Linked DNA regions of Mus musculus: all the other regions are linked to region 3. The links are chromatin loops, found by intact Hi-C in ENCODE. Cell type or tissue: gastrocnemius. All regions are shown on one strand.

The links. Peaks named below come from ENCODE experiments on the same cell type or tissue, not always from the same donor. Only the 100,000 strongest peaks of a DNase experiment are listed, where the experiment ranks them.
Region 1: it touches region 3 in a loop (3-fold over the local background); 2 of 42 quality-filtered maps call a loop at or near these places.
Region 2: it touches region 3 in a loop (4-fold over the local background); 4 of 42 quality-filtered maps call a loop at or near these places.
Region 4: a loop joins it to region 3, with 4 times the contacts of the local background. A loop is called at or near these places in 2 of 42 quality-filtered maps.
Region 5: a loop joins it to region 3, with 3 times the contacts of the local background. A loop is called at or near these places in 3 of 42 quality-filtered maps.

Annotation. Positions count from the first base shown.
Region 1 is chr2:77,539,996-77,544,995 of GRCm38, reverse strand. The region is part of intron 3 of Zfp385b (zinc finger protein 385B); the gene reads left to right. Among named protein-coding and RNA genes, the nearest start is that of Gm13944, 80 kb to the right of the region's middle. In gastrocnemius, no CTCF peak of the experiment used is centred here; no DNase peak of the experiment used is centred here; H3K27ac peaks cover 1,699 bases.
Region 2 is chr2:77,706,689-77,711,688 of GRCm38, reverse strand. All of the region lies in intron 3 of Zfp385b (zinc finger protein 385B), which reads left to right. Among named protein-coding and RNA genes, the nearest start is that of Gm35431, 56 kb to the left of the region's middle. In gastrocnemius, a CTCF peak has its summit at 2,226; a DNase peak (open chromatin) is centred at 2,229.
Region 3 is chr2:77,606,462-77,611,461 of GRCm38, reverse strand. All of the region lies in intron 3 of Zfp385b (zinc finger protein 385B), which reads left to right. Among named protein-coding and RNA genes, the nearest start is that of Gm13944, 150 kb to the right of the region's middle. In gastrocnemius, a CTCF peak has its summit at 2,698; DNase peaks (open chromatin) are centred at 653 and 1,750; H3K27ac peaks cover 1,423 bases.
Region 4 is chr2:77,454,009-77,459,008 of GRCm38, reverse strand. All of the region lies in intron 5 of Zfp385b (zinc finger protein 385B), which reads left to right. Among named protein-coding and RNA genes, the nearest start is that of Gm13944, 6.1 kb to the left of the region's middle. In gastrocnemius, a CTCF peak has its summit at 2,228 (motif pointing left); a DNase peak (open chromatin) is centred at 2,210; H3K4me3 peaks cover 182 bases; H3K27ac peaks cover 817 bases.
Region 5 is chr2:77,525,579-77,530,578 of GRCm38, reverse strand. The region is part of intron 3 of Zfp385b (zinc finger protein 385B); the gene reads left to right. Among named protein-coding and RNA genes, the nearest start is that of Gm13944, 65 kb to the right of the region's middle. In gastrocnemius, no CTCF peak of the experiment used is centred here; no DNase peak of the experiment used is centred here; H3K4me3 peaks cover 792 bases; H3K27ac peaks cover 2,032 bases.

The DNA.
Region 1 (5,000 bases), 66 kb after region 3:
GGTTCTCTGGAGTCTAACTTCTTGAGTTCTTTGTATATATTGGATATCAGCCCTCTATCAGATGTAGGATTGGTAAAGATATTTTCCCAATCTGTTGGTTGCCATTTTGTCCTATTGACAGTGTCCTTTGCCTTATAGAAGCTTTGCAGTTTTATGAGGCCCTCTAATTCTTGGTATCAGAAATCCTGTTAGAAAAAAATTCTAAAAGAGCTCTGTTCGCTCTCCATGGATTTTCTTACCAAAATCAGAAATTCTGTTAGAAAAAGTTCTGGAAGAGCTGTCTTCACTCTCCCGAGATCTTCAGATGGCTCTGCTCTTACTAGAGAAAAATTCTAAGAAAGTATGCTATCAACTTTTGCTAGCTCATTTCATGTAGACCAAAGGCCCAGCTTTTAATTTACATATAAATTCAGTTCCCTCTGAACTGAATTTATCCCATGAACCTGCATTCTATGACCTTAGTTAGCCCCCCCACCTCCCTGACTCTTAGGAAGAGGCAGCAAGTACATTTCCCCCCTTTTTTAACATTGCCAAAGAATTCAGAGATCTGCCTGCCTTTGTAAATTTAGCTGGATGGGACCTTGTCCTGATATAGACCACACCTAGACCTAAATTATCTCTGTCCCAGACTGACCCTGAACTCGGGAATCTGCCTGCATTTGTAAGCATAAACAAACAAACAAAAGACTTGTCTGGGTATACTCTTTCCTTGGGATCATCACTCCCAAATCTCTTTATCTCTGTCCTTAGTATCTTTCTGACAGGCTGTCTCATAGTGCAGCTGCCTCTGCTCCTTTAGATCTGGGAAGCCCCTTATACAATTCATACTGCATCCTTATATTTTTGTATAGTTGAGAAATTACATGTTTTCCAACTCATGGTTTTAGAGTTCTCTTGCACAGCCTGAAGGGCTGTCCTGAAGGCATTTGCCATTTTGCTGAGACTTTTGCCACACCTTCACCTCCCAAACTTGTGTTGCCTCCGATTATCATGGAGTCATTAATGTTAACAGGAAAGACAAATAGAGCCTTACATCCACAGCAGCCTTTGACACTTCCTGCTGGCCCTATCCAGGGGCAGGAACCATGTCAATCTGTCCCTACCCAGGTCATGCCAGACTCAGCCTCTTAATGCACCACTTCACAGCCCAGAAGCAGCATACTCCAGTTTCTCTAGTAGAACATTTTGTAAGGAATAGATAGAGGTGTGGGTAGCTGTCAGGCTTTTTCTAGAAAAAGAAGGGTCTGTAGCCCTAATTCCAATCCAAGGAAACTGAAGCCTTCTTATAATCCTTTGAGATCAGTAGATCAGGAATTACAAAGCAGCACTGTAGTCTGGTTTATTTTGCATGTCTGGCCCTTTAAAAGATCCCCAGTAGCTAGTCAGCTGACTCTTTGGGAACGCCTAGTTATTAGAACTGCATGACCCTATGACCTTCAGTGTCAGTTGCCTCTTGGACTTCTGGGAACAGGAGAAGATATAAAAAGCCAGAGGGGGCTAAATGGAGAAGAGTAGGGTCCAGGAGGCAGAAGAGTAGGATTGGAGCAGGGGCAGAGTAGGGTTAGAGGAGACAGTTGACACAGGAAGAAAGAATATTGAGTAGGGCTAGAGAAGAAAAGACACTGAGCAGTGTGAAAAATAAGACACAGCTGAGCCAGAGAAGATACGGGTAGGAGACCAGAGATGAACTCACGTAGAACCCACACAAAATATCTAAAGGGAAAAAAAGGCAAAGAGCTACACAGCATAATTCTAATGTCTTACAAATTAGTAATTTCTGTCTGTTAGTGTGAGAAAGATGTAATGGGAAAGATATTTGGTTAAGCTTGTGTTTTCTCCACTTCCTCTGTGAGATTGTGAGGAGTCCCTGCCATGCATGACTTCTGTGGTTGAACAGCAAAACTGAGGTAGAGAGGCCTTATTACAAGTTTGCAAAATCTCCTTTTAACGAAAGCGCAATTTAATTACTGTGAGACTGCTCAAGGACACAATGGCTCTCTGAAGAGGCTCATGTCCCATCAGTAATCCAGGAATGCTGGGGCAGTGCAATGGGCACCCAGACTACTACATCTTTCCACATAGGGCCCTGGGCTCCTCACTTCTGTTCTGCAGGCTCAACTCGCCACTCATTCCACATTCCAGAGTTCAAATAGGAAGTTATCTACAGGAGTACACATGCTCCGTCTAAGGGCATGACTTGCAAGTTAATCATTGCTATTCATAGCTCATTGGCCAGAACCTAGTCATGGGGCCCCTGCAAAGAAACCCCAAAGAAGGCTGAAGATATGTATTAGCCAGAATACAATTTGTTAATTTGTGTTTCTGGTTTCATAGAGATTGGCAAAGCAACTTGAATTTTGTTACTGTAAGTACCTGGAGTGGTGTCTTGTGTCCAATAAATGCTTACCAGATGTTCTCTTTAAATCATACAGAAGACAATTAGTGGGAAAGGAGAAATAAAATACAGTTTAACATGATTTTTTAATCACCGAGAATTTAGGATATCCCTTTCTAGGCAAATATATTTGCATGTGAAAACATTATTATGTTCATAAATGAAAACATGACTCCCAAGAAATAAGATTTCTACTCACCCCAAAGAAAAGAAGTTGCAGAAGCAAGCTTTTTTTTTTTACATATTTTTATGTTTATGTGTTAAAATCAAGACACATACTTATTTTTATACGTACACACTTCAGCCAGTTTTCCATCTAGCTCAGGAAACATGAATGGGGCCATCCAGAAAGAACCAAGCAAGGTTCAGTGAAGCCAAGTCCCTGTCACTTAGAAGTTCTTCTATTTGACCAGTTAGTTCAATTGTAATTTTATCAATGTGAATGTTTCTGTCCTTCACTCTTTGGATTTGGTTGCAACCTTTTAACGTTTTAGTAACAGGTATGGAACTCTACCTTCATTAGCCTACTTCCATTTTTCTTGTTTAATATAAATGTTTTCCTGAAAATATTTATACAACTAGATGAACTGCAACAGCTTTATACTGGACTCCATTCATGCTAACCTTGCCTAGGACATTTGTATATTCCGCAGGACACAGCCCCAGCTTGTCAGCTTCTCTTGTGACTTATCTGACTGCATTGGTACCCAGCTGGCAGCTGAACAGGGCTCAGTTGGCCCTGCTCTTTGGGTGACATTGGCAGCAGGAGAGGCGAACACGATACTCGTTATATTAATCTGCTTGGGCTGCCATAACAAAATACCTAAGGCTTGCTTGACATTTATTTCCTACACTTAGGGAGACTGAGAAATTCAGGACCAAGGTCCTAACTGGCTTCATGTCTGGTAAGGGCTTTCTTCCTGGCTTGCAGATGCCTTTCTTCTCATATGTGTGGAAAGGGGTGGAGATAGGGAGAAGGATGAACAGGGAGCGATAAGAATATAATCGTTGCTTTCTCACCTGTCATGTTGACAAATTAATCCTATCATGTCTGGGTGCTGATATACAAGGCAAAGGGAGTACAAGTATATGGTCTATGTAACACTGAGACTGACCCTGGGCTACCTATCAAAAACTTCAGTAGTACTGGAAGAAAAGATTGCTCCAGTGGCTTCCTAAACACGCTTTCTCTAATGAGATCTCTGGTTTATTCATTTTGTGACCACATGGAGGACTTCAGCATTTACAAACTGTTAAGACACAATCGTGTAAGAAGTGGTATTTTTAGAGTACTCGACAGTCTTCCTACATTAGCTCCTGAGTCCTTACCATCACCTTGGCAAGAATGTTTGGGCTATTTCATTGGCTTTGTTATATAACATCAGAAAATTGAAGTTTGGAGAAGTTCACTGGTTTGCCCAAGGTCTCTGAACTAATAGTTAATAGACACCGAGAGTCTCTTCCAGGCCTTTACGTTTTAAAACCACATTAGATCAATATGAGCTAGAATTTGGCTCAAGAGCCACTCAAGTTTGGTTTCAGTTCAAGTTCTGTCACTTATTAACAGGAAGTAGGCAAGCTACTTAACTCACTAGCACCCGTGGCTCTTCTCTGACATAGAAATAACTGAGTATGCTTCCTAGGGCTTTATTGAAAATTAAATTATCAAATGCTTAGAAACAACTTAGAACTGCTAAGAAAGTAAAAAATCACTATCACCTCTGAGTACAGAGAAAACCTTGTTTGATTAAATTTAAGTAAAACTCAAATATATACATTCCATTGGACTTTAGATTACAGTGTAATTCAAATTACATAATGTATTGACTGATTGAGAAATACTTTACAAGCTTGTAACCTTTACAAACTTGACAACACACTTTTTATTTGGGTGTGAGATTCTTCAGCTCCTACCTCTGTCTCTCTTTTACTTCTCTCCACATACTTATTCAAGATATTGTCATATGAGTTCAATCAACAGTTTTAAACAACAGATTATGGCCCGATGCTTTATAAATTTGTATCCGTTACAATTTAAGCAAGCCAATGAGTTTTTAAATTTTATTATTTTTATTTTTGTTATTCCATTTACTTGTGGTTATTTAGTTGTTATTAATAAAAGAAACTTGACATTGGAATTGTCCTTTTATTCTCACACCAGAAAGACAGTAACAGTTACTGATGAGTACAGGCGAATAGTTGTTATCAAAGAAACAAACAGTAAAGTAACAGAGATTTCACTGCTTGAAATATGGCTCACAAAAATGTTAATATCTTCAAATTTTATACACCTTTTTCAGGACTTGGTCTCTACTAAAATACTCATTTTCTTATTAATTTGATTGCACAAATGTAGCATACAAGTTTGTAGTACCATCAGCTTACATAAGCCGTGATGACAGGGAGTATCCACCTATGCCCAGATTTGAGGGTAATTGAATGTGTAAGCCAAGGCCAATTAACAATATATACTTTATATGTTTTGCATATTAGTCATGGTTCTCATCTGCAAGAGGTAACTATGGAATTTCATCCAATTTTGGGTTAGTATGTTTCCATGATTATGGTTGAAAATGAAAAAATCGGCCCTCTCTTCTTCAACTGC
Region 2 (5,000 bases), 100 kb before region 3:
CTCTGTTGGTCTTCCTGTGGAGTCACTGTCCTCTTCAAGTCTGTCAGTCCTCCCAACTCTTCCATAATCCTCCCTGATCTCCATCTAATGTTTGGCTGTGAGTCTCTGCATCTCTTTCCACTGGCTGCTGGGTGGAGCCTCTCGGAGGACAGTTATATAGGTTCCTGTCTGCAAGCATATCAGAGTATCATTAAGAGTGTCAAGGACTGGTTCTTGCCCACAGGATGGGTCTCAATTTGGAGCAGTCATTGGTTGGCCATTCCCTCAGTCTCTGCACCATCTTTGTCCATGAACATCTTGTAGGCAGGATATGATTTTGGGTAGAAGGTTCTGTGAGTAGGTTGCTGTCCTTATCACTCCCCTGGAAGTCTTGCCTGTCTACAGGAAGTAGCCATTTCAGGATCCATATTCCTCCACTGCTAGGAGTCTCAGCTTAGAGTCGCCCCCATAGACCCTATGAGCCCTCCCAGTTTTGTGGCACACCCTAAAGATTGTATTCCCCCACCAACCACTGATTTCCCCTCTCTCTCCCCTGCTCCCCCTATATATGATCTTCCAGGCCCCATCCCACTCCCCTCCCCACCCCTCCTTATACTCAGTCTCTCCTTCCATTGACCTCCCATATATATATTTTTTTCTCTTTTTGAGAAATATTCAGCCATCCTCCCTTGGGTTCTCTTTCTTTCTTTCTTTCTTTCTTTCTTTCTTTCTTTCTTTCTTTCTTTCTTTCTTTCTTTCTTTCTTTCTTTCCTTCCTTCCTTCCTTCCTTCTTTCTTTCTTTCTTTCTTTCTTTCTTTCTTTCTTTCTTTCTTTCTTCCTCCTCCTCCTCCTCCTCCTCCTCCTCCTCCTCTTCCTCCTCCTCCTCCTCTTCTTCCTCCTCCTCCTTCCCCTCCTCCTTCCTTTTGCTTCCATCGTGGCTATTCTCTATTTTATGGCTAAAATCTACTTATAATTTAGTACATACTGTGAATGTTCTTTTGGATCGGGGTTACTTCACTCAGGATGATATTTTCTAGTCCCATCCATTTGCCTACAAAATTCATAATGTCCTCGTTTTTAATGGCTGTGTAGTATTCCTTTGTGTAAATAACTGGATGTCTGAATGTAGAAGAATGCAAATAGGTCCATATTTAGCACCCTGCACAAAACTCAAGTCCAAATGGATCAAAAACCTCAATGTAAAACCAGATACACTGAATCTAATAGAACAGAAAATGGGGAATAGTCTTGAACTCCTCTGTACAGGAGACAACTTCCTAAATAGAACACCAGTGCCTCAGGCACTAAGGTCAGGGATCAATAAATGGGACCTCATTAAACCGAAACCCTTCTGCAAGGCTTAGGACACCATAAATTGGACAAATGGCCTCCTACAGATTGGGAAAATATCTTCACTAACCCTACATCTGACAGAGGCTAATAGCCAAAATTTATAAAGTACTGGAGAAGTTAAATACTAACAACCCAAATAACCCAGTTACAAAATGGGGTGCAGAGCTCAACAGCAGGATCGAATGGCCAAGAAGCACCTAATGTTCAATGTCTTTAGTCATCAGAGAAATGCAAATCAAAATGGTTCTGAGATTCTCCTTATATCTGTCAGAATGGCCAAGATCAAAAACTCAAGAGATAGCACAGGCTGGCGAAGGTATGGAGCAAGGGGAACACTCTTCCATTGCTGGGGGGAGTGCAAACTTATACAACCACTTTGGAAATCAATTTGAAAGTTGCTAAAAAAATAAAACTGGGAATAATTCTACCTCAAGGCCCAGCTGTACTACTCCTGGACATATATCTAAAAGATGCTCCACCACCACACAAAGACACTTGCTCTACTGTGTTCATAGCAGCTTTATTCATAATGGCCAGAAATTGAAAACAACCTAGATGTCCTTCAGTTGAAGAATGAATAAAGAATATGTGCTTCATTTACCCCAAGAATTCTTGAATGGTTTTTATTTCAAACTGTTCCCTTATTTTCTTCCTAGTCTACGTTTTAGAAAGTGCTATTGAACAGCTTGTGGGGGCGAGACACTGTATTGGATACTATGACCAGTAAAATATGTGTGGGATGTGGGATGCACAGATCTCTGTTTCTCATCTTGCATCTCATGTAGACTTAAGATGCTAAATTTATCCTCACGTGCATTTTCCCAGACATTAGATGTAAACCTGAGATTTAAACTTCAAGTTTGAAGTTGCAATGACACAGATTGACCACACGATGGTGCCCAAAGTCTATACAAAGTGAGGGAGTTGTCTTATTCCCAAAGGTGGGTGGAACTTCCGTTAATGAGTTTGGAAAAGGAGGTACCACACAAAAGGATGAGTGTTGTGTGTGGATATGCACACAGAGGCAGAAACACGTTTACAGACTTTGTAAGCATTCTTATATGCGCTAGGAAATCTACAGGGGAGTCTTTTGTGTGTTGTTGAGGAAGTGGAAGGAAAGCTAGTTCTCCAGTTTGGGAGAATAAAGATGGCTGCTTAAATGATTTGTTCTCACCTCTCTTATGGAGAAATATTACAGGGAGATTGAAAATGTCTAAGTTTGTGTGCTCGATGCAGACAGGGCTAGTAGAACACACTCACGTGGGACTCCAGGTGAAGCCTTTTACCTTCCTCCCTCCCCATTTCTTCTCTTTTAAAAGAATCCTGACAAGAGTCTCATTATATAGCCCAGGACAGCCTCTAACTTATGATAATCCTCCTGCCTCCAACTCCCTAGTGTAGTCTTTACAGGTATGTTCTATACTGTGTACTGTTGGTTTTCTTTTTCGTTTATTATTATTTTATTTTATGTGTATGAGTGTTTTGCCTATATATATATGTATTTGTACCTTGTGTGTGCCCAGTGCCCATAGAGGCCAGAAGAGGATGCCAGCTCCCCCAGAGCTGGAGTTACAGACAGTTCTGAGCCGCTGTGTGGATGCTGGGAATGGAACCTGGTCCTTTGGAAGAGCAGCCAGTGTTCTTCACTGCTGAGTCGTCTCCAGTCCTGATTAGATTTTCCCAAGATGAAAAGATAACAAATAATTGAAGAAGTTATCAGTTTCATTTTAGTGTGAGGCAGATAGTTAAACTAGTTTTAATGTACTTTCTCCCTAAAAGGACTTTTTTCTTACAATAATGATCATGCAGTTTTGTTATTGAGCAGGGCCTAGGAGTTTTCATGACATGATGGACTAGAGAGGGAAAAGGCCCCCTGCTCTTGGACTTTTGAGAATAGACATGAGCATTTCTTATTCTCTTACCATTTTTTCCTAGATCCTAATGAGAGAACCAGGAACTGTCTCTCACTGATGTGAACTCAGAAGGTGACACACACCATCGGGAATGTTGTATATTTTCTGAGTCTTTGTCTCACCCATACTGGTGACTGTTTAATTTTGAAGTATTTTACAAAATCCTGACTATATTCAAGCAAGGATGCTATTGGTGGCTCGTATCTGTCTACCCAGACATATTTAATTGAGAGTCCTACTGAAGCGATTACTGGGGTTGAGGCTCTTATTAATGAGAGTCCTTTGGAAATAGGATGCAGGCTGAAGTTGTGACCCCAGTTCCCCAGATGCTTCACCTTTGAGAGACCCTTTGCTAGTTTGGATGATGTCCCAGATTTACAACTACCAGTTAGGTAGACTTGAAATCATCATAAAACAGCTCCACAGCTGTTCAGGGGTTAAAACGGTAAACAAAGGTGCTAATTATATGACTTCAGGATCCCACAGAATGAATACACACAGGATTGTAAATAGAAAAGTTAAAAAAATTAAAAGGACTGTTTGGCCTTATTTTCAGTTAAGGAGTTAAACGTGTAGGGTGCTTTGGGCTATGAACTTTCCTGTATATTTTATTTTCTAAAAAAATAAGGGCTGTCTAGCATCAAGCATCAATTTTTAAAATTTGAAAAATAAATAGCAACACTTTTCTGTGTGAACATCAAGTCTCAGGCCATCAGAGCAAGCATTTGGTGGTGAGTGTTTTGAATCATCAAAGGTATTTTTAAAGCCCAGATGCCTTCTTGAAAAATAAATGTTATCACTTTTAAAATGATCTAGAACGAAAGGCTTTGGGTAGCTGTTTCAATGGTGATGTAAAATTAATGAGCTCACTCTCTGCCATGGGACCCATGTATTGTCACCCTGACTGACTTGACTCTTTCACACCGATGTTCTGCTTTCATACGCTAACAGCATCAAGGGAAGGAGGCTGCCTCAGTTAGAAATCCCTGTGGCTTGTCACAGCCGGCTGTGGCGTTGGTATTTGGCTTTGTCTTTTCTGGGAGCTGGTTCTTGGGCCAACTGTGAAGTACATTACTTCTCAAAAGATGAAAAGTCTGGAGGAGCTGTGCGGGCTAGTTGTTGCATTTTTTATGGGCTGAGCATAGCAGCGTTCATGGTGTGTTGACCCACTTTATTTCCAGGGGTCACTCTCATATGAGCCTGCTTTGTTAGCCCATAGACTGTTGTCCTCCCGATGCTGGACGTTCACCTATTCTTGTGTGAACATGCGTTAGAAGTATGTGTCAGGAGAGCATGACCTTTAGGTAAGGGTGTTGCGATTTGATTCCGTGTTTCACATCACCCAGGAAAGCCAGGTACTTTTACAAGTTAAAATAACTTTATCAAACCGTCTAAATTTCACGTTGGTAGCTAAAGAGAGAATATGGACTCATGTAAAAACAAACAAAAAACACAAAACACCAGAAACATGTGGTTTTTCTCCTTCCCTTATAAATTGACTCTACAATCACGTTCCAGGGTTTACGAGTAGACCCCCAAACCCTGAGGACTTCTGGTCACACCCCTCCCCTCTGGAATTCCCCACCAGAGCAAACCTATTTCCCAAAAGGTGGTTAGGAAATGTTCTAAGACAGTGGCTAGTGTCCTGTAGGATCAAAGGCTTAAGTGAAATTCAAGCGTTGTTGTGCTAAAGGTCTGAACTAGGCTTCCTTTTGAACATACGTTATTCAAGGCGCTGGCGAGATGGCTCAGTGG
Region 3 (5,000 bases):
TCATACTTGAACCACACCCTTTTCCTATGTTAGTCTTGTTTTTGCTGTTGAAGAATACTGGACACCAAGGATTTTTATAATGGACATATTTTGTGTTTAGCTCCAAAGCTTTGAAGGCTGAAAGTCAAACTTTGTTCAGGCCCATTAGTTCTGCCTCTGCATAAGCACCCTACCCTCCAGCTGGGTCATAGCAGGAGAAAGAAACAGATGCAGACTCATGCAGAAGGAACCTCATGGCTTCACTTCATAGCATCCCAGGATCATTAGGCTCTCACTTCCTGAGACCAGCACTCATCCCTCTAAAAAGACATCTCCTGACCTAACCACCTTCTCATAAGTCCCGCCTCTTAAAGGTCCCTCCACCTCATCACTGAGCACCAAACTTTCAGACCACATCGGCTTAAACCACATCCAACTGTGACAATTCTTCCCCGAACATGTACATAGATGCAGCCTTCTAACGTGAGATCTTTCTTTGCTTATTCCCTTAGCATTTTTACAGAAGTTTTTTTTTTTTAACCTTGTCTATAGTGGACATTAGTATATGCATGACTATAAACATAAGACTTCTAGTGCCTTTAAAAAAATGTTGAAATCATCTGTCTGTGAGCAGCACACACATGAGCTTCTGGCTCCTGCATTTGCCCACCAGCGTGTGATCACAGCCTACCATATGCCAGGCTCCGTGCTAGCTAACCACTGGGTGTCTAGCAGTGAACATCCTTTTCTCATAGTCTAGCAAATGACAGGAGGAAAAGGAAAGATGGAGACTAGAAAGATCTCGTCATAGGAGTTTATGTTTGTGAGTTTTGATTCCATCTGATTTTAATAGGCCGAGGATCACTAATTTTCTTTAAGTGTAGCACGCTTGCCATCACATGTGCAAGACTTCCTTCCAGGCTCCCCACACTCCATTGCCTCACTGTGATGAGTCCCAGGACAAAGCTCAGATTCCCCATGCTGTGCAGGCCTCTCTGCTCGACATTTCTGTCACCCTGTTCTGCTCTGACAAGCACCACTGATGCACACTGTACCTTGCTCAGCTCCTCCTATTAATCACAGGAAAGAATTGTTTAAGATAATGAAGGAAAAGATAATGAAGGAAAGACAAACTTTGCCAAAAGCGTTATATGCTCTTTTTTTTTTTTTCACAGACATCTATAGAAGGGAATTAAATAATGTGATTGTTTAAATAATTAGATAGTGGATATGCCACTTACCATGGCCTGATCATTGCATACCATATTCATATTCATGTATTGAAGGACAACACACTGTATCCCCGATTAGTTATTATAAGCATGTGTTAATGGAAATTTTTTGAAATTTGAATTGATGATTAAATACTAATCACTGTGCATTCTAGACCATCTCCCTTCCCTCTTCTGAGCCTCTCCTTGTGGCTATAGCATTATTTCAGCACACTGAGTAGCCCTTAACTTAGGAATCTTACAGGAACCTCTTGTGCCTGAATCCTTGCTCCTCCTCCTCCTCTTCCTCCTCCTCCTCCTCTTCCTCCTTCCTCTCCTCCTTCTCCTCCTTCTCCTCCTCTCCCTCCTCCCCCTTCCCCTCCTCCTCCTCCTCCTCCTCCTCCTCCTCCTCCTCCTCCTCCTCTTCCCCCTTCTTGTCTCTGCTGTCACTGCTACTGAAGGAAAGCTCACTATAACGCAATAGCTTCGAGAGCAGGAGATGGTCATGTCTGACCACCTGTTAGCTCAGAGCTCTGCAACCTCTGGGGAGACTCTTGGCTCAGCAAGGGCACATGCAGGCCAGTGAGCTCTGCATGGCTCAGGTGGAATATGGCTTGGCTTCAAGATGAAAGGAGTTTCAGGGCTCAGGGAAATCTCAGGTTCCAAGCTGGCACAAGCAGAATCCTAGGGCCATTACAGCTTGTTCAGTTTCTTATTCTAACTGCAACTCAAGCATTTCTTTCTGGAAAATGTTCAGACTCGGGGCAGAAATATGCGGTTGCTGAGTGTTCTGCTCACATATCGACTGGGCAGAGGAACTGCGTGCTATGGTCCCTGAGTTTGTCCTGGCCTGTACTAGCATGTGCCAGGGGTCAGTCTCTCTCTGTATCAAAGTCACAGCTGTAACACCTGACATGGGCCTCAAAACTTAATCCCTAAATACTCACTGCCTCTATGTTATACCTTTGCTTACATATTTACTTTGCTTACACAGTGTTTGCATATTAAACAGCATATCGATTTGATATTGAAAGGATTTCTACCCCTTGAAAAATTAAACAAACACGAAGGAAGCATGTTTACTAACCAGACTGGGCTCTCTGTCTTGGGACTTTCCTATGGGAGTATGCTGTGGTTTGCTCTCTTTATCAATGGCAGGTGATTCTTCTACTCACAGGACAGAGTTGCTCCCCTTACACCAGGTACAGTGCCAAGACCACAGTCTCAGGGAGTCTTGGTGTGTCAGAGAGAGCAAGTCTACAAAGTTATTTTGGGATTCTGACAGAGACCTGGGCTGTCAGCAGATATTCACTTACCCATTCATTTGTTCAGTGGAAACTTACTTAGCAGCCCCTGCGCTCAGCATCCTGTTAAGTATGTAACAGGATACAGAGTTGAACATGACACTGGTAGATTTCAAAAGAGCGTTAAGGAGGCTGGATCACAGGCTGGAAGGCAAAGGCAACGGGCCAGACACAGGCCACTGCAGAATTAGCGTAGGGAGTGCTGCCATGGAGTGGTGGAAAGAAGAGACCAAGTTAGACCCCAGGGATATTCTCAAACTTCCCTGAGTCATGAGTGTCTTTAATAATCAGATGAAAATGTTTCACCCTGTCTACTGGGGTGGGGGTGGGGGGACAGTACAGCTTCAGCTTCTCAGTCTACTTCAAGAAAATGGGGCACTGACTTGTAAAAAAAAAAAAAAAGAGATGCTAAGGGTCTGAGATTTAGGAGAACACCAGGGTGATGTAGTGTGTCGTGGAGTCCATGAGTGATGAATTGGTTTATTCTATAGAGATTTTGTGGGACACCTGTCTGTGAGCTCTGCCCCTATAAGATTTAGAGGTGAAGCTGGTTTGAGGCAGGGCTTATGAGGCAAAGCTCACAGAAGAACTTCATCCACTGGGACCCTGAGGTCAGGATGGGAAGGCACTTTGGATACTACACACAGCGCTAGACTGGTACTGTCCGGGTACCTGTGCAGTGTAGTGAGAATTTCACTCTCAGGATTAGTTGGTTCTTAGGAACTGCCTCTGAGCTAGCCTCCTTATATAACCATTCCTATGAAGCCCTTAGCATCTTGCCAGATAGGTAGCCCCAGTCTGTATCCATCCCTAGTCTTATGAAGTACAGCAGTATATAACAGTATATAATATGTGGGTGTCCCTTGAACCTGAGTTTGGGTTGTTTGACAGTGGCAGTTTAGCCTCATCAAGCAGTCCCCAGAGTTGGAGCAATGCTGGCCGGGATCCAACCTTGAAATAGTCTGCAGGTTTCAGCCACACCAAGAGAGCACCTCTTTGGGAGGGCTGGGTGTCACAGTACTTGCTTCTTGTGGGGGACAGAAGCATTCCAGCTGCCGAGTTAGAGCCGATGCAGTCAAGTGCTTCTCTCATTCGCTTTGAAAGCCTAGAGAGGGGTTATGCAGGTTAACATGCAGAATTTTAATGCTTTTTGCTGTTAAAATTCCGACAACTGTTTTCTGACAAGGATGGCATTGAAACCATCATTTTGCCAATAAGTAATAATGGGTAATTATAATCCATATCTTAAAATTCAAACAATGTAAACAAATATTTAATAATAGTAGAGTGCACTAAGATGACATAATAATATTAATAGTTTTACGACCAACTAAAAAATTATATGGCCCACACAAAATGTGACAGTGAACAAAAATAGACCTTAAATGAGGAAGTTCAGAGGGGAAGAGAGGAAGGGGGACAGAGAGAGAGAGAGAGAGAGAGAGAGAGAGAGAGAGAGAGAGAGAGAGAGAGATCCCAGATTATTCTGATACGTGCTGAAAGATTCTAAAGGCAATGATTTTTAAGGAGGAAATGGAGATACAATGTGGTAGAGTCTGAGTGATGAACGGATTCACTGTGTCTTGCGATGGCATTCAACTTTGTGTTTTGTTTTCATCTGATGTCCTGATGCCATGTCCTATAAACCAGAAAGTACAGGAATCAAAAGGTTCCAGGTTACTGTTGGAAAGGCGGGTATTTTTATTTGAATTGTCAAAAATAGTAACACTTCACTGAACTTGTTTGAAATAAAGCTATCTTTCAAAATAAGCTTAGAGGCACGTGGGGCCTATAGGAGGTTACAGGGCAAAAAAAAAAAAATGCAGCTTTCTATTTAACAACTGTTGCTGTGAATATGTGGCCTTGATGTTGAAGGTGCATCACACCAAGGCCACGGTGCATCCTCTGAGTGATTCGACCTAGAGATGCTATGATCTAACCGACAAATTTATGAAAAGATGATTGGGATGCTCCTTGGAATAGAGACTAGCGAGAGCAACTAACTCAGTGCAGGCTAATTGCTGTCAGTACCTCTGTCAAACTGCAGCAGCAGCAGCAGCAGCAGCAACAATAACAACAGAAAGGTCTCCCCAGGATTAAGATTAGTGTTTCTAGGGTGGTTTCTATCTGCTTTGCTACATTTAGTAGCAGAGCTGGATTGAGCATCACTGAAAAGCTGCTGGTGTGTGGCTAACACTTCCTCCTGCAGGGGCCCTTCTCAGGGAAACATAGTTGTCCGTCTCAGGGGACCGTAGTGTCGGTGAGTCTGTCCCATTGCTGGAGATGTTGAAGTAAGGCTAGGACCTCTCTGAGAGCTCCATTTGAAAGACCTGTTTCTCCTCTTTGGCTTGCTTGTAATATATACTGGGAAGTTTTCAGACTGTGAATTCCTAATTCCTCCCTTTTTATTCGGTGGTCTTAGCACCTTTGATGATTGTGGCCTGGCTGGTTAGTGATATGTGGTGGTAAGATCTGGGCTCTCTGTTTCAAACTTGCATTGATTTGT
Region 4 (5,000 bases), 150 kb after region 3:
AATATGATTGTTTCAGTAACTGTTGAACAGAGTCTCAAATGATGAATGATAGATAACTAATGTGTCAGCATATGAAATACTGGTACAGCCATGTTTCAACTGGTTCCCTGAGCACTGCCCACTGAGTTGCCCTGCCACTACAGCCAACACTAAGGCTATGATTCATGGAACGTACATAAGGAGACATAATACAAGTTCTCATTTTAGATGTAATTGGTGTCATTTGTGTCGATGTCTTTAATATGGAAACAGAAACAAGTGCAATGCTTTCTTGGACCAGTTCACTGTAAATGTGTGAGAGTCTGAGAGCCTAGTCTAAGAGACCGTTCAGATGGTTTGGATCAGTTAGGTGAGCGGTCACAGCGCCCCACTGAAAGCTCGTGGTTCTTCCTTGTAAATACACCTGCAGAGCCAGTGAAACTGGAGTCACCTCAGAGTCAGAGATGCCCTTCTATGTCACCGTACCAGAGAAGTAACTAACAGGCTTATATAAAATGTGAAATTAATTTGAGGAAAATGGATCACTTCCATTTTAAATACTCTGGGGAAAATCCCAAAATAAAAAATTCAAAGGATATTGTGTAATCATTGACAAATCTTTAATATTAACATAAATTAAATAAAAATTTTAAATTAAAATAAGAACGTTTGATTCACAAAAACGTTCTAAGGGGTTTAATTCCTATATGTATTAATTTTAAAGAAAATTGGGTATTTTTTTAATCACTTTATATGTTAGTCATGTCAGTGTACAAAGCACTTGCCTTCCTGAGCTGGATAGCGTCATTTAGAGTGTATAGCTTATTAGGTGCACTCTCTGGGGAGTTAATCAGCCATTTCCCTTTGATTTGAGCGTGGTAGAGTGCACCCCGCCAGGGTTTATTGCTTCATCTCCCCCCCCCCGCCCCCCCCCCCAGTTAAACTGTTGGACATTTTTTTTTTTTAGGAATTCACTTATGCATGAGGTGTTGGCTTACTGTGTTCAGGTGCTGACCCTCAACACAGAAGACAGCATAAGCATCCCTCAAAAATTACCACACTGCAGTGCAAAATACAGAGTAAACACTCGAATTGTCTTTTGTTTTTGTTTGTTTTTTTAAGAATAAGCATCCCAGCCACTTGAAACTCCCTATGTAAATTGTAATGACCTTTATCAGAGCGCTGATGCTGAAGACCTGTACTGAAGAATTCACATAAGTGTGCTGCCACTTGACTGGTAAAAAGACAATGTCCTTCAAAATGCAATCTCTATGATTTTCATTGTTTACAAACAGAATTTAGATAGGAGTCATCTGGATTGATCTTTACCTTAGCAAAAACCTATTGTTGTTGTTTTTTAATGGACATAAGTTTTAATTATGACCTAATTTGAAATGAAATATCAAAGAGCTAGGCAAGCGAGAAAACAGAACTCCCCAAATAAAAGGGCTCACAATCAGATCACAGTTAGTACTGGCACTTTCAAATAACTGTGTCTCTTATCTTGCCCTTATCAACCCTAAGTTGGTAACTCGGTGTGCAGTTGGATCCCTAAGGAAAAAAGCTAAGATTCCTGGGAATCCTCTAAAATTAATAATCTACCTTCAGACCACTCAAGTGAAGTCTGAAGTGAAGGGAAATGGCTGAGTTTGTTCACTTGAAACTGTGGGAAACCACCCTGCTTGTTCTTTAAGGGCACAATCCTGTCTCTGCACCACATCTCAGCTGATTATTAACTCAAGCTGTGGTGCCCTTCTGTAGGTCACCTATAGGCCAACAGTGTGCTCATGTGCAGTTTCTTAGGCCAAGCAGAAACATAGGCATCAAGGCTCACAGATGACTAATAGGATATATTTGAAAAATTACTTTGAACTGCACTAAAGATCTCAGCTTTTTTTTTTAAGAAATGGATTAATTTGCCTCCACTAAAATGTACAAAGTGAAGATGTCTGTGTAAAGCTGGGGTATCAAACAGAAGCAGCTGTGACCCAAGAATTTACTGTCTCTAAGATTTGATGGAATTTAAATTGGGCCCAAAGAGAATTAACAGGCTAGAGTGCACATCGTGTCCCTCCTGAGAGCCACTGCTTTTCCTTTTAGTGATACAGAAAGCTTTGGAGTTCGCAGGGTGTTTTCTGCACTCTACAGACAATGCATGTAGAATGCCTTACGCAGGTTACTGGTCTGCTACATGTGGCCTGGAGGATAGCATCCATGGTGAACTGTATGTGAGTGGCGCCCCCTGGAGTTACACAATATCAAGGAACTAGTTGGACCATAGAGACCACAACTGTTTCACTGGTTAGATTTTAGAAATTAGCAAAAACACTAACTCTCTTTATGCTAATGGTCATAATTCTGTCTGAACTTTTTTTGTTTTCAACAAATTCCCATAAGTAAGGACTGAGTGAGTGAGGTAAATACCAAAGACAGTTTATACATCATTATTGGTATTGCAGACTGTAATATGGCCAATATCAGAAGAAAGGTTCACTAGCCGTCTTTGGATTGAGTAAACCTTTCTCTTGAGTACATCTTCCGCTTCTCATAATGTGGCCCTGTCTCTGGGAGTGTCAAATCTTAATCAGTTCAAAAATACATACAAAAGGGTTTTTGCTAGTAAAAAGAGTTTTGTGAGAAAAAAATAAGAGGCAGAGATTCAAGAAATTATTTAGCTTCTACTCAGTAATTTTTAATTTGTTTCTTAACATGTTCATAGATTTCAAAGTGTCATTATTATTTTATCTCAGATAATTATCTTAGTGCCTTGGCTGTGATACAAGATTATAGTTTAGCACACAGAATAGGATCTGTAATGTAAAAGCCACATCTAATGACACAGTAACTTCCTACTCCAAGTGCTTACTGATAGTGCATTTGACGTGCAATTGAAAAGCCCGACGATGGCTTCCGTTTTACAAGGGACATAATTTCTAAGGTAACAGTTCAGGGGCATTCCTCTGCTGTCTTCTCTGTATCCGTGTGTTCTAGAGAAGCTACAAGTATCTATGCCAGGGAACACTGTAGCTCAAAGGATGTACCGTCCAGCGCATGCTGTTCCTTTTACCCCAGAGGGTCTCCCACTGGGCACTGCCACCTCAGAGCCCGCCCCAGAAGCAGCGCCCAACCTCTGCTCCCTCTTCTGAGGAGGTTCCCCAGTCCTCTACAATCTGGAGAATTTTTTTTTTCTATTCACTGATTCCTTTAGTTCTCAGTTGCTACATCCTTGATATCTTTCCCCCTCTTGCTTCGGGTCATCTTTTTCCTTGAACTTTGGATTGTGGTTTGAATTTCTTTTCTTCTACCTCCTGATCTTCAGTGGGTGTCCAGGTGAAAGGGGGTTGTCTTTATTTCTAAAAATATCATGCTGTCCAACACATGGCATGAGACAAATTGCTTTTAGAACAATCAAGTTTACTAGTTTATTTATTTATGGTTGATTTGGCATATGTTTTTCTTAGTATTTTAGTAGTTAGATCTTTATTTAGAATATGTTGTTGTTTAAATTAACTGACCACTCTCTACAGCCATACCACCATGTGCAGAGCCCATCTTGTCTGATGTTAACTAACCATTGCCACTTCCCTCATGACATTGCTGACCGCATTGACACCTAAGGCAGTAGAGAAAGAGATGCCATGGTGTATTTTCTTTAACGGAGGAAATAGTTTTACTCATTGCTTTAGACACGAAAAGATCAGTTCTCTATAGAGAGCTGGGCACTTGCCTAGCGCTCCGTGAATCTGCCTTTCCGTATACACTGAACACAATTTTACATTGTGACTGGAGCTTGCAGATCTGCCTCTCTGAGGCAGGAATTAGAACTCAGGAGACACCGGAGGGGACCGCACAGTAGATTGTAGAATGTCCCACTGGGAAGAGTTCATTACATTTTTAGTTTTAAGTCCAAACCTTGTCTAATTCATTATCTTTTTGAGTTTCTGAGAAATGTTGAGGATTTGGGAAATCAATGGGACTTGGCACAAAAGGGAATTAATGGGTGAAAAAATGTATCTCTGGATGTCATTTCCTGTGAAACCTATTTTGCCAATGGATAGTGGGTATTCTGGGAACTATAGAAGTGACTCCTAAAATATGAGGTTATATTCCCGTCAGTTCCTAGGTGGAGGTCAGGGTGGTCATTCCAGTAACCCTTTCTTTCTTGCCACTTCTTCATATGGGACTTTCTTCTTCCTTCTCCTTTTTGACTGCTCAGGCTCAAACCCTGGGCCCTGTGCAATGAGGCGTGTGCCTTACTGCTAAGCCACACACACACACCCAAGCACTGGTCAGTGCCAGGGGGATTGCAACAGCTCTCTTGAAGCCACTTGCAGTAGACAGCTATCTCCTGCTGCTCAGTCACTGGGCTGTAAGGAAAGTCAGGCTGGCCAAACAAGCCCATTGTTGATGGCATTTGATTGTGGCAGTTGACTGCCTGGTGCCATGAGTTTGCTGGCTCTCCTTCTTGCCTCTCTCACTCCTCAATTAAGGTGCTTCCTTGCTAATGAAGTGGGGTCAGTGCTGTTGCTATTTAACAGCGTCTCACTTTCACTTGAAGGTTTGCCCAGGAAGCAAAAGCTGTTGACACTGCGTCAGATAAAGTACCGAGGATAGCAAAGTGTCAGTCACCGAGAACACCAGGAGAAAGTAGAGGTGTGCCAAGTGAGGGCACCTCTGCTCCACAACGGGCAGCTTCACTTGCCCTAAATGCCAGTCCGAGGGAGCCAATGATCCTCACTGCTGGCTTTTACACACCCCAAACTCAGGGGAAACGGGTTGCATTGTGGAGAGCCCTTTCTATCTTGCCACGTGCAGTAAGGTATCACATAGCTGTATCTTTATCTCGAGGGCTAACTGATGCTGTTAACTTTCCGCCCTGATGCCAGGAAATGGTAATGAGGAAATCATCCTGTTCGTCTTGTACTTGAAAGTTATATTTAGAGAACCCTGTTCTTGAGCCAAAAGGGTAGTAAATAACCCTCAACTACTCAGTGCACTTGAAAAGAAGAGGCCCTGAAAAG
Region 5 (5,000 bases), 81 kb after region 3:
TATTTCAGTGTTTATGGTTTCCATGGTTAGCCAGTACATTTCACCATTGTTTAATCCCTGGGGCTTGGGGGGGGGGGGGTTGGTTAGTTGTTTGGTTGGAGGTTTTTTTGTTGTTGGGTTCTTTGTGTATTTTTTTTTGCATTTTTTTGCATTTTTCTGCCCCTGTTCAGTATGAAGCAAATACCTTGCCCAGAGGCAAACAGAAATAGCTTGTATCTAGCTATGTAATTCACCATGAGTAAATATTTAGAAATAATAAAATAAAAACTGTAAAAATCATAGAGAAGGTCATCTTAGTGTGTGCTGTGTTCATTTATTGTGCCCAGCAGGTGCTGGCTGGTTGGTATTAGTTCTGATCTGTGTTTCAGCCACAGAAAAGTGTGATTTTACCCTCCCGTCCCACTAGTCTTTGTATAAATTACGGTTTGTTTATATTTACCTAGGTGATACACAGTTGATACACAGGATTTAAAATCTTTAATCTAGGGATGGGTGGTAATTTGACACCCTTGTTTTGATGACTTTTCATTTGTTTATCTCTCATAGGCCAGGATTTTATTAATTTTTAAAATGTCCAATAGAAGTACCTCAGTAAAGAAATGTTTTTAAAACCGTCCCTTTCAGTTCACAGGACCAGTTCTGTTTAAAGATGAAACCAGACATAGCTAATAATAATTCTAGACTTTTTACCAACTGACTGTCAGAGTTCACTCTTCGCTGTGATACTCTAAGGGTGTGTTTGATTCTATTTCTTCTGTCCGTGAAGGAACTGAAATGTAAAGAAATTAAGAGTTTTCCATAGCCACAGAGGCAGTAGATCTGAGGAACCTTGGCATTGCTGAGTGCAGCCTTATTTTCTTCCTCCGTGCTGGCTTGAAATATTAATGATGCCCTTGAAAGTGTTCCCATCCGGTTTGGGTTTTTTCCCCCCTCAGGTATATTGATTTATATTTTTTTAACTTAAAAACTTCACAGCAGACAACTTCGAAATGGTTCAGAAGTTATTAAGTTTTCAATTTAAAAGTAAAACCTAACTGTGTCATATGTGACATGTCTGATTGAGGAAAATAATAGACTTAGCTTTTGAAAAGTTTCTCCAAAAAAATCTCATTCTTGAGTACTTCTGGGTTTAATCTTTGTCTTTCTTCCTGGTAGCTACTAGCTTAGCAGTTGTTTAGCCTGGCAAAACGAAATTTAAATTATAGTTACTTTGATCCAATCCTAAATGCTATTACTTAATTTTTAATTGTATTTATTTGTTTTTGCTTCCAATATCAATATTGGAGATTAAGAGAAGACTAGAATTCAGATGTGGTGATAAAGCTTAAATGCTGGTACAACTTAGTATGGCATCACATGTAAAGTTTGAGAAGATACATTTTGGAGATTATGAATTAGCAGCCTAAGTAACATTTCTTTTAAACCTTTGGAGGTTCAACATTAATAAGCTAACTTCAAATAGTTGAGAACATGATCTTGAAATAATTACAAGTGTGAATTCTTGCAGTAATACTCAAGATACCTGAAAATCAAATATAATTTTAGAAACTCAGATAGTTTGTAATGTAACGACTATTCCAGGAACATGTATGATGACTAATAGCTTTTATATGACCATTATTTTTGAGTAATGGGTTATAGATGAGAACCCCCCTCAGGAGTCTTGTTTATTCGTAGTTGGCATGAGTCTGTCCTGCTACATTGAAAAGGCAGAACAGCATGAAGGAGCAGGCTGAGCACAGTCTACTATATCCAATTTGACTCCCACACTCCGTGCATCATATCTGAAAGGTGGAAGCCGGAGTCCCTAACTTGGAGGGCTGCTCAGACCAAAGATCGGAAATTGACTTTCCCTAAAAGTTGATCCTTACCTCTGTGTACTTTTTCTTTCTCACACCCAAACTTTGCTCTTGTCCATTCAGTAACAGCCCAAGTTGTACCACTGCCTCACCATGCTCTGCTTCAGTGACAGCCCAAGAGCCACTGCCTTACCATGCTCTGCTTCAGTGACAGCCCAAGAGCCACTGCCTTACCATGCTCTGCTTCAGTGACAGCTCAAGAGTCACTGCCTCACCATGCTCTGCTGATCGTACTTTTCCTCTGTGTGATTCTTCTCATCCTCCGTTCTTGATTTTTAGAACCACAGACAGCCAAGTATCATTTTAGAATCCCAAGATCCTTTGTCATTCTGTGCCAAAGCATGAAAGCTGACCTGTGTCCTGTCCTGCTCCGTGATCTATGCCAGAGACAGTCCCGCCTCCAAGCTTCGTCTACAGTTCCTGAAAACAGTCACCTTGTCTGTCTGCCTCAGGGACAGATCTGGAAAGCAGTCCTAAGCTGGCATCAGAAACAGTTTCAAGGCCATCGGTGCATAATGCTTATGGAGTCCCAGAAAGAGGGCTGGTAAGGGAGAACACAGATTTCATGTGGTTGATGCACCTGGCCTGGAGACTAGGAGGGGCATGTCCACAAAGATTGTACATGATGTGGATATTGTTTAAAACTCCATCCAATTATGTAAATAAACCTTAAAGACTGCAGATACATCCTTCCTACACAGCCTTTTAACTACTTGTATTTCAAGATTGTGTGCCTCAGCCCTGTTGTGTCCTGGGAAGCAGTTTCAAGCAGTGTTTAAAAGCAGCCTTGCAAGGCAAGGCAGAGTTCTGAGTTGGTTTGCTTTCTGAGTTGTCCACTTTCTGACCCTAGAGCCCTGGGCACAGTGTTTTATCTGCTGAGTAGAGGTAATAAAATCTTGCTGCGTGGTTGTAGCTCAAGTAGAGAGGTTAAGTCTTTAAGAGGCTTAGCTCAAGTGACTGCTCCGTAGATCACTGCCCTGTCATCATCTTCATAATCACCAGCATGGTTTTCACAGCTGCGATTCCTCATTGTCCGTAACTACGTGATGACCTTGGGCGAATCACATGGCCTTTCAGAACCTCTATTTCTTCATTTAGACAGTGTCTGGATGTGGGATAATTAGGACTCTCACTGATTGAGCAAGAATCGCATACAGCTCTTCCTTTCCCTTCCCATTCAACTTGACCATGACTCCCCCCCTCAATCTCTCTTGGAAATTATGCACGGACTAGCTACTATGCATGCAATATCACCATGCACTTTATTTTGATTAAACTTGATATGTGAAGATCTGAATCTTTTGTACAGTACTGAAATAGTCTGGATTAAATACGCAGTTACAATATAAGTCGTTGCCTACAGAAAGATCCATTGTAGACTTCCTGTACTCATGGGCTTTTCTGGTAAATTAAAAATCAGATCTGATTTACAAAAATATACTGAGTTTGCCTGTAACTCTTCAGAAACATATAAGTATTTTTTTAATCTCTTTGAATTACAGTCTTTGTGAGTTGATTTAATCTGATTTCTCTCTCTCTCTCTCTCTGAAAAACAAGCATGACTGCAAATATTTGTAGCTAGTTCCTAGAGAGGGAGATTCCATGAATCCCAAATCAAGAATCCTGGCATTAAACCAAAACAGAGATAAAGCCAGGGAAACTGGAATGCACGGACGATGTTGGGGCCCTTTCTAAACTGGGGCTTTGATAACCTGGGCCCTTAGCATCGTGGAAGCAAACAGAATAGCATCTGCCATAGGCGGTACTCTGTACCAAGCACAGAGCTATGCAACTAATGAGAACCACAGTGTCATCCCCTATCCAAACATGAGAAGGCAGTTGTTTCAGGTAAGGGATCTTCCACAGACCTATGAGTAGTAAGTGATGGAAGCAAACCACTAAATTGGTCTTGCTGTACAGCTATTTCAGGGTGGTAAAAAGCCATCCATTCCTTCCTGCTTCTTCCCAAGCTCCAGATCTGTACACAAGAGATCACAGACAGAAATGCAAAGATTGTTCTTCCTTGTGATCTCTGCACAAAATACCTCCTTAAACCAGTATGGTACTGACAGCCAGTCTTGCCTTCTCTCGGGCTGGAAGTCTGGCTGTCTTGCAACAGTGTGGTGCATTGCTGCTGGGATGGACTGGTGGGCAGAGGACTGAGAGATGACAGACTCTCTTGGCCAGACATGACTCAACAGTTCTGATCCCCTACGTGCCCCAGTAAGAGTTCACCGCTGATGGCTATATAAAGCAGTTGTCAGCAGAGAGGTGGCCTCTCAGATTCAGAACGTCCCATCTGCCAAGTCCCACATGAGAAAAGTGAAGACAGGGCCCATCTGGAAAAGATGACCTGCTTCTAGAAAGATTTATTACACAGGGGTCATGTTGCACCCATGAACGTGCTCACCAAGTTGACTCCTTCCTTCCTTCCTTCCTTCCTTCCTTCCTTCCTTCCTTCCTTCCTTCTTTCCTTCCCAATTAAGACAACTCATTAATCTCTTCAAAATGAAGGGATAACCAGAGGGACTTCTCCAAGGGTTAGAACAACCAGTCTTGCTAGAATTCTGTCCTGGCATTATATTCTAATAGTGACCTTTCTTCATAAACACCCTAAGTCAATATTGTGAAGAAATTGCCCTGGTTTGGATGTTAAGGTGAGGCCTGTGTCCTCATGTTCTAACCGGTCAAGAAACATTCTTAGTGAGCTGAGACTGCTCACAAATCCATTTTTGGTTTCAAGTCATTTTAAGATATGCTATCTTATCACCTCAGGCTTCACAGTGCATTTTCACAGTGATATTAAAGGCACTGTGTGGCTTGGGATTTGATTTAGATTTTCCTTGTGATTTCCCACATGATCCAAAGTGTCTGACCTTTATTTGGCATTAATGAGGAAAACACACCTTGAGAATATTTGAGAGGAAATATGCACATTTAGTAATGAGTGACATCTTACGCGTCATTTTTCTCACAGCCTATGGATGGTACAAATGATAAAATTTTTAGACCTCCAGTGAGAGGAGACTCACACGAAATGCTTATGTAAAAGCCCTTGATATACAAATATGTGGAGATGAATAACAAACTCATCGAGCGTTACTTGTTCTTAAAAATACATTAGTGGGGAATGACATTGAG